Regions from separate parts of the Homo sapiens genome. Here region 2 is linked to region 1. Evidence: chromatin loops called from intact Hi-C (ENCODE). Cell type or tissue: heart left ventricle. All regions are shown on one strand.

Evidence for each region. A loop is a pair of places that touch in the nucleus more often than their neighbours do. Peaks named below come from ENCODE experiments on the same cell type or tissue, not always from the same donor. Only the 100,000 strongest peaks of a DNase experiment are listed, where the experiment ranks them.
Region 2: a loop joins it to region 1, with 2.8 times the contacts of the local background. A loop is called at or near these places in 4 of 110 quality-filtered maps.

The regions. Positions count from the first base shown.
Region 1 is chr4:16,896,225-16,901,224 of GRCh38, forward strand. LDB2 (LIM domain binding 2) reads right to left here and starts at 2,421. Exons shown (of 8, transcript NM_001290.5): 1 at 2,130-2,421. The coding sequence starts at 2,261. In heart left ventricle, no CTCF peak of the experiment used is centred here; a DNase peak (open chromatin) is centred at 2,397; H3K4me3 peaks cover 2,954 bases; H3K27ac peaks cover 3,169 bases.
Region 2 is chr4:16,825,101-16,830,100 of GRCh38, forward strand. The region is part of intron 1 of LDB2 (LIM domain binding 2); the gene reads right to left. Among named protein-coding and RNA genes, the nearest start is that of LDB2, 71 kb to the right of the region's middle. In heart left ventricle, no CTCF peak of the experiment used is centred here; no DNase peak of the experiment used is centred here; H3K27ac peaks cover 2,661 bases.

The sequences.
Region 1 (5,000 bases):
AGTCTTTTTCTACTCAGAGCTAAATCTTTAAAAGTAATACCCCATAATCCAAAAGTTAGGAATTCCTGAGTTTAGCTCTCACAAAAAATAATGTACCATCTTTGCAAAGCATACTGCGAAAGGAGGTCTTTTCAAATGTCTTGTCTCAAATGGGAAACAAACCTGGGACCATATTGAATCCTGCAGTTTTTTTTAATGAGGGCAAGAGTAGGGAAATCTTGCAGATAAGTCTCCTAGCTCAGACCTGGCCAAGTGCTCAGTAATGGGCAGGAGGGCAGGCAGATATCAGAGAAAGCTGCCTGTGTTCCTAACTGCAGGAGGATGGAGAAGAATCTCTGCAATTCCTCAAAAACTTTCTAAAATGTAAGGTGGACAGGTCATTTTTAAATATTGTTGCTGTTCAAGAATTGAGCCATAATGGTCCCTGGCCTCTTTTTTTATAACTAATCATACTTTTAAAAGACTATTTTTTCCAAATTTGTATTGCAATTAATGTGTGCCTGAACTATAAGACATTTTCTATCCTCCTAATTATGAAAGCAGCCTGTGTCAACCAATGGTTTATGCAGAGATTTAAGATTCCAACACACAGTTGCAAAGATCTGAAGGAAATATACAAACTGTTACACACACAAAGCAACATACACAAAACAGCAAGCACAAATATCAGTCACTGCCAACAGTTCACTATCCTAAGCAAAACATAGTTTGCACTTCTATAGAAGCTACTGGCTTCTAGAAAGAGCAAGAGTACCAGCAGTCATATTTAGCGTCTATGGTGTATTAACATATAAAGAAAACAGCAGTCATTAAAGACAACCCAGCTTTTAAAATACATATAAGTCCTTGTCCAGCAGTTAGCCAATCAGAAAGCAGGTCACATCTTGTTAGCTGTATTAAATACACGAAACGTCATGAATTCTCTATGGCTCTGTTGACAATTCAAGCCAACTGTGTTTTATCCCATAGCACAAACTTAATGGAGTCCCTTCCTAGAGTTAAAAGTCAATCTTCAATCTAAAATTCCACCAGAGCTATTCCCTAAAAGCTCTTTGGCATAAATCTTGTGGTATTTATACTCTGCAGAGAAGACTAAATTCCTAGCAATTTCCACTTCCTAAAGTGACTTTGGTGCACCTATAACAAACTCCTTTTCCGAACACTTCCACACAAAGCCCCAACTTACAGGCAGATGGACAATCCAGCAGCAAGACCTGCCAGCTGAGCTAGCACAGAGAAAAAGTCAACTGACATAAAATATTTAAATTGCAGGAGGCGAGTCTGGAGTTTTGCATTTAAAAAGTTCTGAAAGTCCTGTTCTCTCTGCTCCCAGAGTTGCTGGCTGCCTAGGAGGCTGAGTCTCCCTCTCTCAGGCACAAGATCTCAAATATGCAAAAACTAGAGCTGACTTGAAAGCTGAACCAGCTCCTGTCCTAAGGTAGAGTGATAGGGGGGCACGGCCGACAGCAATAGGAGAAAGTCTAGAGTCCCCTTGCCCCAAGCAACTGGTTTCTGATTTTAACACTGAAATATACAAACATGTGTCCCTCCAGGGCTAGTTCTGAGAAGTAGGCAGGTTTACTCTTCTGCCCCTTTTTACCTCGATTTTGGTGACTCTGAAAAGTAAATACAGGTCAAAGCAGACTTCCTCTAGGATTTGTAAAAAAGAAAATATATATATATATATATATATATATATATATATATATATATACACATATGTATATATATATATATATATATATATATACACATATGTATATATATATATAGCCAGATGCAAACAATCACAAAATTCCTTGGAATTATATCTCAAGAAACACCAACAGGACTGACTCAGAGCCTGTAAAACACCAGAGTTCTGGAAGAGCAACATTTCTGGAAACCCGGCATGTGAATCAAGTGCTGGGTTGTCTCAAGATTCCGGCAGAAACTGTCCTCTGCTACAAGAGTTGCTGTGCCTGGAAACCCAGCGTCCAAACTCGTGGATTCATCCTGGCGCTCATTTCCACGTACGTGGTAGTATCAAGTGGGACACTTCCCATAGAATTCAGCCAGAAACCCTAGGAAAAGCTCATGCATAGCTTAACAAAAATACACAAACACATCCCCAAGGTTGAAGTACTTACCTCTGTGCGAGACTGCAGTCTCTTGTTCATCTCATAGATTCGGTACTCTGGCTGTACCATGTATGGTGTATGCCTCCTATAAAATGGGCCGAAAGGAGAAGAATAGAAGGGGTCATGTGGTGTGCTGGACATCTTGCCTGCTTTTCGAAAATCAAGCTAAACAGAGTATCAGTAACGTCCATGCAGAGCACATGGGCTGTGTTCTTCCCAGTACAAAGTAGACGCACGCACACACGCTCACACACACACAGAGGCAGGCAGGCAGGCAGGCTGAACACGCTGGCTGGGAACTGCTGTCGGAGCCCTCTATAGCAGGAGAGGAGAGGGAGAGGAGAGGAGGGAGGGAAAGAGGGAGGGAGGGAGGGAGCACGGGAGAGGAGGGAGAGGGAGAGAGCAGGAGCTCCAGAGAGGGAGGGAGGTTGGTATGGAGGAAGGGAGGGAAGAAGGGAGGGAGGGAGGGAGGGAGGAGGGAGGGAGGGAGGGGGAGAGAGAGAGAGAGAGAGAGAGAGAGAGAGAGAGAGAGAGAGAGAGAGAGAGAGAGAGAGAGAGGAGCTGGATAGCTTTAGGCACCACTGCTTGTTTTTAAAGAAGCAGTTTGTGGAGAGGTCATTTCCTGTCCACATTGTAGACTAGTTCACAAATATAATTCTCCTCACAGTCTGACAAGAGGTCTAAGGTTTGGTTTTAATTTTTTTCCTCCAGCCAGGACCCTTCACAACCTGATTGCTAAGCTTGTTAGCATAGAGGTGGTCTAACCGCTACATGAGCCGCTCACCCCTGACAACCACACTGTTGTAATGTATCAGAAATGTTGATTACTACAAAATACAGAAACACGGGCACTGTGGTGCCCCGAATTGGGACCGGTGATTCACTCACATGCAGAGATTTATTTCAGCACTAATCTCCCTATGTAGTTTTGCTTTACTTGCTGTTGTTCCAAGGGCTGTTATATTCTTTGCCCTCCACTCCATCTCACTCCCATCTCTCCCCACTCACCCCTCTTCCCAGCCACCTCCCTCTTCTCCAAAGACTTCATTCAGGCCCTTAAGGTGCCTGGGCATTTTCAGGTAAAAACAGTCGTTCTGAATGTGGAAGGTATAAAATACACTTAAGGAGAGCAATGGTCTTTTTTCCCAGGAAGGAAAAACAAACAAACAAACAAACAAAAAACCCAAACAGACCTCCCAATAAGACAGGAAAAGCAAAGAAGGAGAAAACTGCCACAAAAATGACCACGGAAAATTTGGTTGAGAAGGAAATTGCAAATAATTGAATGGATCATCCCCAGATAACATGTCCAACTCTTATGGAGACAAAGTCTGTATTTTCCAAGATTGGTCAAGTAAACAAATATTTTCCCAACTGTGGTATATGATAACCATAAGAAATCCCAACAGCCCATGGAAGGGGAAAATCTCTATAGAGAATTAAACAATCTATAAAATAATCAAATTCTGCTAGAACCCACTATAACCAGAGATACGACACTTAAACAAAGCCCAGCCACACAAAATTTAAATGTATTGAGCTAACACCTAGGTAGGTCAGTGGTATTAAGGAAATAAAGCAAAGGACCACCAAAAAGCATAATGAATTCAAGACCTGAATGCAAATGCATGCAAATGAGACATTTCTTCTTTTTAATAAGCAGATTAATTAACTTTCTGCCCCAATCATGGCTTGGGTATCTCCAAGTCACTAGCCAACAGGGGATAGAGTATTGCTAATTCTGCAATTTACACTCTTAAAAATACTCAGACACAGAAAAGTGTATTGCTGTCTTGATCAGTCCTTCTTCATAATTGCATGAAATATTTGCTGAGTCCACCCCAAACTTCCAGCAGCGCAGCCTAACACACTAATGTCGCTTCCCAGGATGAGATTAGGGTAGGTATTACACTAAGGCTGCTTGGAACTTGCGCTAGGAGACCCCAAGGCAGGCGAGAATGCTTGGTTTCAGGTTTCATTACAAATCCGAAAGCTGGACCAAATTTGCTGCAAGGTTTGTCAAAACACACAACCTTCTAAAGACAGGATTTCAAACAATTTTGGCATGATTTACGTTTTGGTATGGCAGCCACTGCAAAACCTAATGGTTCCTTATGTTTAAACTCTCAAACTAAAGACATTCTGAAAGTTTAGTGTCTGCCTGAGTTTGTGTTAATGTGACCATTTCAGTGCAAGAATGAAAGTAACACCTAGGCAGGCCTGTGCAGGCCAATAGTAACAAAAAAAAATGAAACAGTTCAAAAATCCATTTAGGAAGGGAATCCCTCTCTGAATAAGGTTCTGGTTTGCTCTCATTTGTTTCTGCAGACCATTGCCAATTATAATTGGAAATATTTCTTGCCATTAATAGTGAAAGACTCTCATTTCAGAACTATCTGAAACTTGATAATGCTGATCCATATCCCTGATTCTCATCCCCGTTATTTCAGGAGTCTCCGAACTGGTCCCCCTGCCCACAGATTCACAGTCCTCTTCTAACTTGTGGTCTGTCCTTATTCAAATGAGAATGTGGATTTCAGATAAGTGAAAGCGATCATGTCCCATGTTTTCCCCCTCAGTGTTTCCCTGCTGCCAGAAGGAAAACGTGCAAGTTCCTTAGGAACATGGCATACAGGGCTCGGTAAGACCCGCACTTCTGTGCTGTCTCTTTCTCCCTCTGTCACATACACACACACACTCACACACACTCATTCATTTACTCATTTGTGTGTTCATTCATTTATTTATTTGCTATACTTGATCTTCCTAAACTTGCAATCTTTCTTATGCATGGCCACATTTGTACTTCTGGCCCTAGTTTACCTACAAACTGCTACTTATCCTTCTATTAAATTAAATTGTCTCCTCCATAAATCTTTT
Region 2 (5,000 bases), 71 kb before region 1:
AGAGACCCTGAATGATGAGTAGCTCACCTAGCAGATATAATGTGGGAAGGACACCACAGGCAAAAGGAAGCGACCTGTTTCATAGTATAATGAGACCTGTTAACAACTTGGAATAAACAGCTCCAATTATTCCTAATATGAATCCTCAGTGTGTCTAAATCTATAGGCCATTTACTGAGTGAAGAGATTAACCAGAAATAACAAATTATAGCCAAAATGGCAATTCTAAGACAGAAGCTAGGGTTTTCCAGGTTAATGACCCAGAGAATGAGGAATACTTGAAGACCCTAACCTTTCTGAGTGCATTGAATCCCCAAGGCAAGCAGGGTACCTTGAATATCTATTGGCCACATCCAGTCTGTAATTCATGTGGGTCTTTGCAAGGCCACATAATGCGGGTAAAGAAGAAAAGTGCTCCTTTTCTTCTAATTCTAGACTCTAATTCTATTCATATAGGGAGATGGAGGGAACCACAATCATTGCATGTAAGTGAGGCCACTCTTTTTTTTTTAAACTGAGCCCAGGTTTACAATGTTTCCAATAGCCAAACCAGTCAATAGGTGGGACTTCATGAAATGACATCATTTGGCCTCTCTAGTGAAACAGAAAAACATCCAGAGCACGGCCTGGGAATTCTGGGCAATGGGCTTCACTCTCTGCTTCATGAGGTTGTTACTGAACATAGGAATTAAATGATATATGAGATACAATACACAGGCAAATTCTTTCCCATAATGGTTAATAAACAGCAATTTTCATTTTCTCTAGGAAGCCTTAATACAATTAAAGCACCAAAATATAGTTTATTTATAAATCACCTATGAAACTAATTTTATATATATGTGCCTATGTATGTATAATACGTCATGTATATTCATTATATATTATCATTATATATTCTATTATTTATGTATAAATTAATATCACTAATATTGATTTAGTTTAGCCCTAATGTTATATATATCTATCTAATCTACTAATGGATTATAGACTAGATAGAGAAATATTAATCTATCTAATATGTAGATAGGAGATAAAGATGATAGATATAGATAGATACATAGATCCAGAGATAGATAGATTAGATAGATGAGATAGCTATAACACTGAGACTAAAACAATATTCGAATCATAATTGGACAGGTTGATTTTAAATCACATAATTGTCACAGAATGAAAGTCTTCAGAGAACTTCTAGTCCCAATAGTTCAGCATCTATAACCTTCCAAGTCATATTTATTTCAGTGTAAACAAAAGCAAAAGGACAAAAATGAAATTCAGTTGAAGAGATTCTGGCCATTTAAAACAAAAACATAAATATTACCTTACCTGGGGCTCATCTACATTTCCTATTTCCACCAATGTGTAAATCCTGAAATTTCTACCTCCAGAATATGAATATTCACCAGTAAATGAATGGATGGATTAAATTGTTATGCAAAAGACATTGTCTTTCTAGTGCATTGAAATTCTTTCTGCCTCACTCTGGTGAGCCAGGCTCCTCCCGCAAAAGGTTTTATAAGATAGACAGAGTTCTTCAACAAGCGTTTCCAACAACTGCTAAACCTTAGCTCTAATGTACACCGTGAAAAGGGAAAATCCTCTTTCTAAGCCCATTTATGATTTATTAGCTTATTCATTTGACTGCAAATGCTTGAGAAAATCTGCTCTTTTCAACAAGCTTAAACATTTGGGAAAGGGCAGAACAAAAAAAAAAGGAAAATAAAGGAGAAAAAGAATTGAAAAGGTATATTAAATGCAAATGGAAGGAGCTTAGTGAGGCATCAAGACTGACATTTGAACTGCAACAACTCGGCGGGTAATTTGAGATTGATTAAATACTAAACTAGGCTTGATTGGTGTAGAAGCTCAATCATAATCATGATTCAGAGACAGGAACGTAAAGGAAGATTCCCTCGTGAGAACCTGAAGTCTGAAGAAAGTGCAAACCAGTTGCACAGAAAATTCTTATTTGCTATTCATCATTACATCCTGCCACACTTAAAGGAGTGCTGGTAAAATACAAAAACAACCCCATCACCAAGAAACAAGAATCCAGATCACAAGTTGCGCTTCATGGATATCTCCTTGAAGGCACTACCCGTCTCTCTCATCAGCAGAGAAGGCAGCTCCACTCGGGGCAGCATTGCAGAGACAGCAGGAGGACAGTGTCAGAATAAGAGGCAATTCAGAAGGGCTGGATACAGGTTGAGATTTTAAAAAGGAGTGTAGAGCTATGCAAGATGAAAGAAATAAGTGCTAAGATGCATCTGAAAAGATGCTACTCTTTTTTTGCTCTTAAACGTATTCAGAATTTTCCTACCATACTTGGAAAAGCTAAAAAACCAAACCAAAACAAAACAGGATGAGAACAAGGATAACTGGTTAAGCAAAGACTACAATTCTGAGATGCTTGGCAATAGGCTTTGCAAGGCTTTCAATTTAGTTCATAAGATTTGCTAGGCAAATTAGTGTCAAAAAGGCCTTATTTTGGAAAAACAGAAATATACATACGTGTGTGTGTAATGTGGAATGTGAATAGATCAAGAAAATTCTCTTGTCTACACGCAGTTCAATATTCACATTTTGCCAGAACTGCAAGATCAACATGATCTTGCTTTTCTTATTTCAAAATTTTGCACATATGTCTATGCTTTGACAACTGGAGGGTTGAAAAGAAACAAGGAGGATCACAAAGATTCACGGAAAAGCCTCAGAGTGGCCAGTACCTGGGCCCTGGCCAGATGACACACTGGTTGGGCCAGACCTCCCGACCCTTTCAGGATTTCGTATCCTCTTATCTCCTAACGGCCATCAGGCAGAAAGGAGCAGCTGGTTTTCTCCTCTTTGACTCTTGGTTGTTGCCACTTTTGTACTTCCTGTCTCTTTCTGGAATCTTTCTCTCATTCCACCTCCCACTTCCACCAAACCATTTCCTTCCCTTCCAGTCCCAAAGCTGCATTTCCTCCCTTTCCCCAGGATGCTTCCATCTGCTCTCCTCGCTCTCCAATCCTCTCGTTCTAGAAGCTCCACCTCAGTTCTTACAGACGCTCTTTATGCCATCTGTTAGCAGGATGTAAGTGGCAAACCATCGTCTTAGGATAAAATAATACTCAAACTTCTAATCAAACTTTCAAGGCTCGCCTCCACCTGGTGCCCAGCCAGATTCATGTATCAATACATTCCTGCATTCCTTTACTCAAGTCAAGCGGATGGACTCTGTTTTTTCTCTGGCCCCTACACTTCTCTGCCTTTAGGATTTTGCTTACGCTGTTTCCCTAGTCTTAAATACATTTCCTTCCACCTCCTCCAGTGTGCTTTTCTGGATACCTCTAGTTAGGAGAGTTACCTCCTTTTAGCCCATAATCTGTAACCCCTCCTCTTGGATGTGTGATTGTGTGTCTGTGTTGGAGGTACACAGTCCATGAGCACAGTTTCATCAGTGCTAGATTACAAAATATTTAACAGCAGAATCCCCTGTAAGTTTTTGTTGTATCTCTCTCAGAGTTTGGACACCTATCATGTGATAGATATTGGGAGATAGTATAGTGATAAAGGAAAGAGCAAGCCTAGAAACTTCCATTTTAGAATTACAGCAAGACCACGTGCACTTAAAAAAATCCTATCTGAAATGATAGAGAAGTAACAGAAAAAGTGTGACTTAAGGAGCCAAAGGGAATGGAAGAGGTAAGATGAGTGAGATCATTCAATGAATTCTTGGAAGATGGTAATTGAATAGAGAAATACTCCTATCTTTATTAAAAGTGGAGACACCTGCAACACGGCACCCTGCAGCAAAGAATACCAAAGAAAAGTGAGCCAGTGTATACTACAGAACCCCCAAAAGGCTCAGAACTTGAATGCGTGGCTGAAGAAGATGGGTGAAGCACGGGATTGGTAATTGGGGTTCTGCTAAGAACACTTACATTCTCAGGTGAGAGCACTTACATGCCCTACCCACTCCCCTCCTCCCTCACTGGAACTCCTCATTGCTTCCTTACTCATGCTAAGCAGAGTGTTAGTAAGTTCTTCTCTGGAGAAATGAAAAGGATCCAGGAAAAAAGAACTCTAGGAACTGTCACAGGGGTGATTCCAGTGAACATGCTCACTGGCTACCCAGTCAATCGGTGGTGAGAACCACTAAGCAAAAGCTTCATCACACTCAGAGCTTGTAAGTAGCTGTTAGCACCATATGTTTAAGGGGACCACCAGGAATCCCCAGAATTAGGCAAAGTTCCCAATACAAAACAGAGAAACTGACACAAATAAACAGGGAGAAAATAACGAACAAAAGAAAGAGACAATGCAGAAAGCAGAAGAAAACTTTTATTTGAAAACACAATTTATTTTTTAAAACCGTGTGTCTATATGCTGCTTTGATAAAATATATATTAATATAAAAAGAGGGCACATTTTTAAGAGTATAATAGATCTGGGTTTGAAGCATGATTCCCCTGGTTAAATCCTGTGTGTGTTATATAAAAGTAATTGAATCTCCCTGACCTCAGATTTCACATCTATGAAATTACCGTAGTAATATACTAACTCATGGGGTTGTTTTCATAAGTAAAAGGAGGTGATGTCACTTAGTCTGTATGTTCTGTGCTAAATAAATGACTTAGGAATTTTTTATGACCAGTACTTCTCATCATTTTTTTGGAGTGGCAGATGCCTAGGAGAACTAGATGAAGGCTGTGTATCCTCTCACTCGAAAAACACACACAGGCCGGGTGCGGTGGCTCACGCCTGTAATCCCAGCACTTTGGGAGGCCAAGGCAAGCAGATCACGAGGTCAAGAGATTGAGACCATCCTGGCCGACATGGTGAAACCCTGTCTCTACTAAAAATGCAAAAATTAGCTGGGCGTGGTGCCGTGTGCCTGTAATCTCAGCTACTCGGGAGGCTGAGGCAGCAGAATCCCTTGAACCTGGGAGGTGGAGGTTGCAATGGGCTGAGATCGAGATCTCACCACTGCACTTCAGCCTGGTGACAGAGCAAGA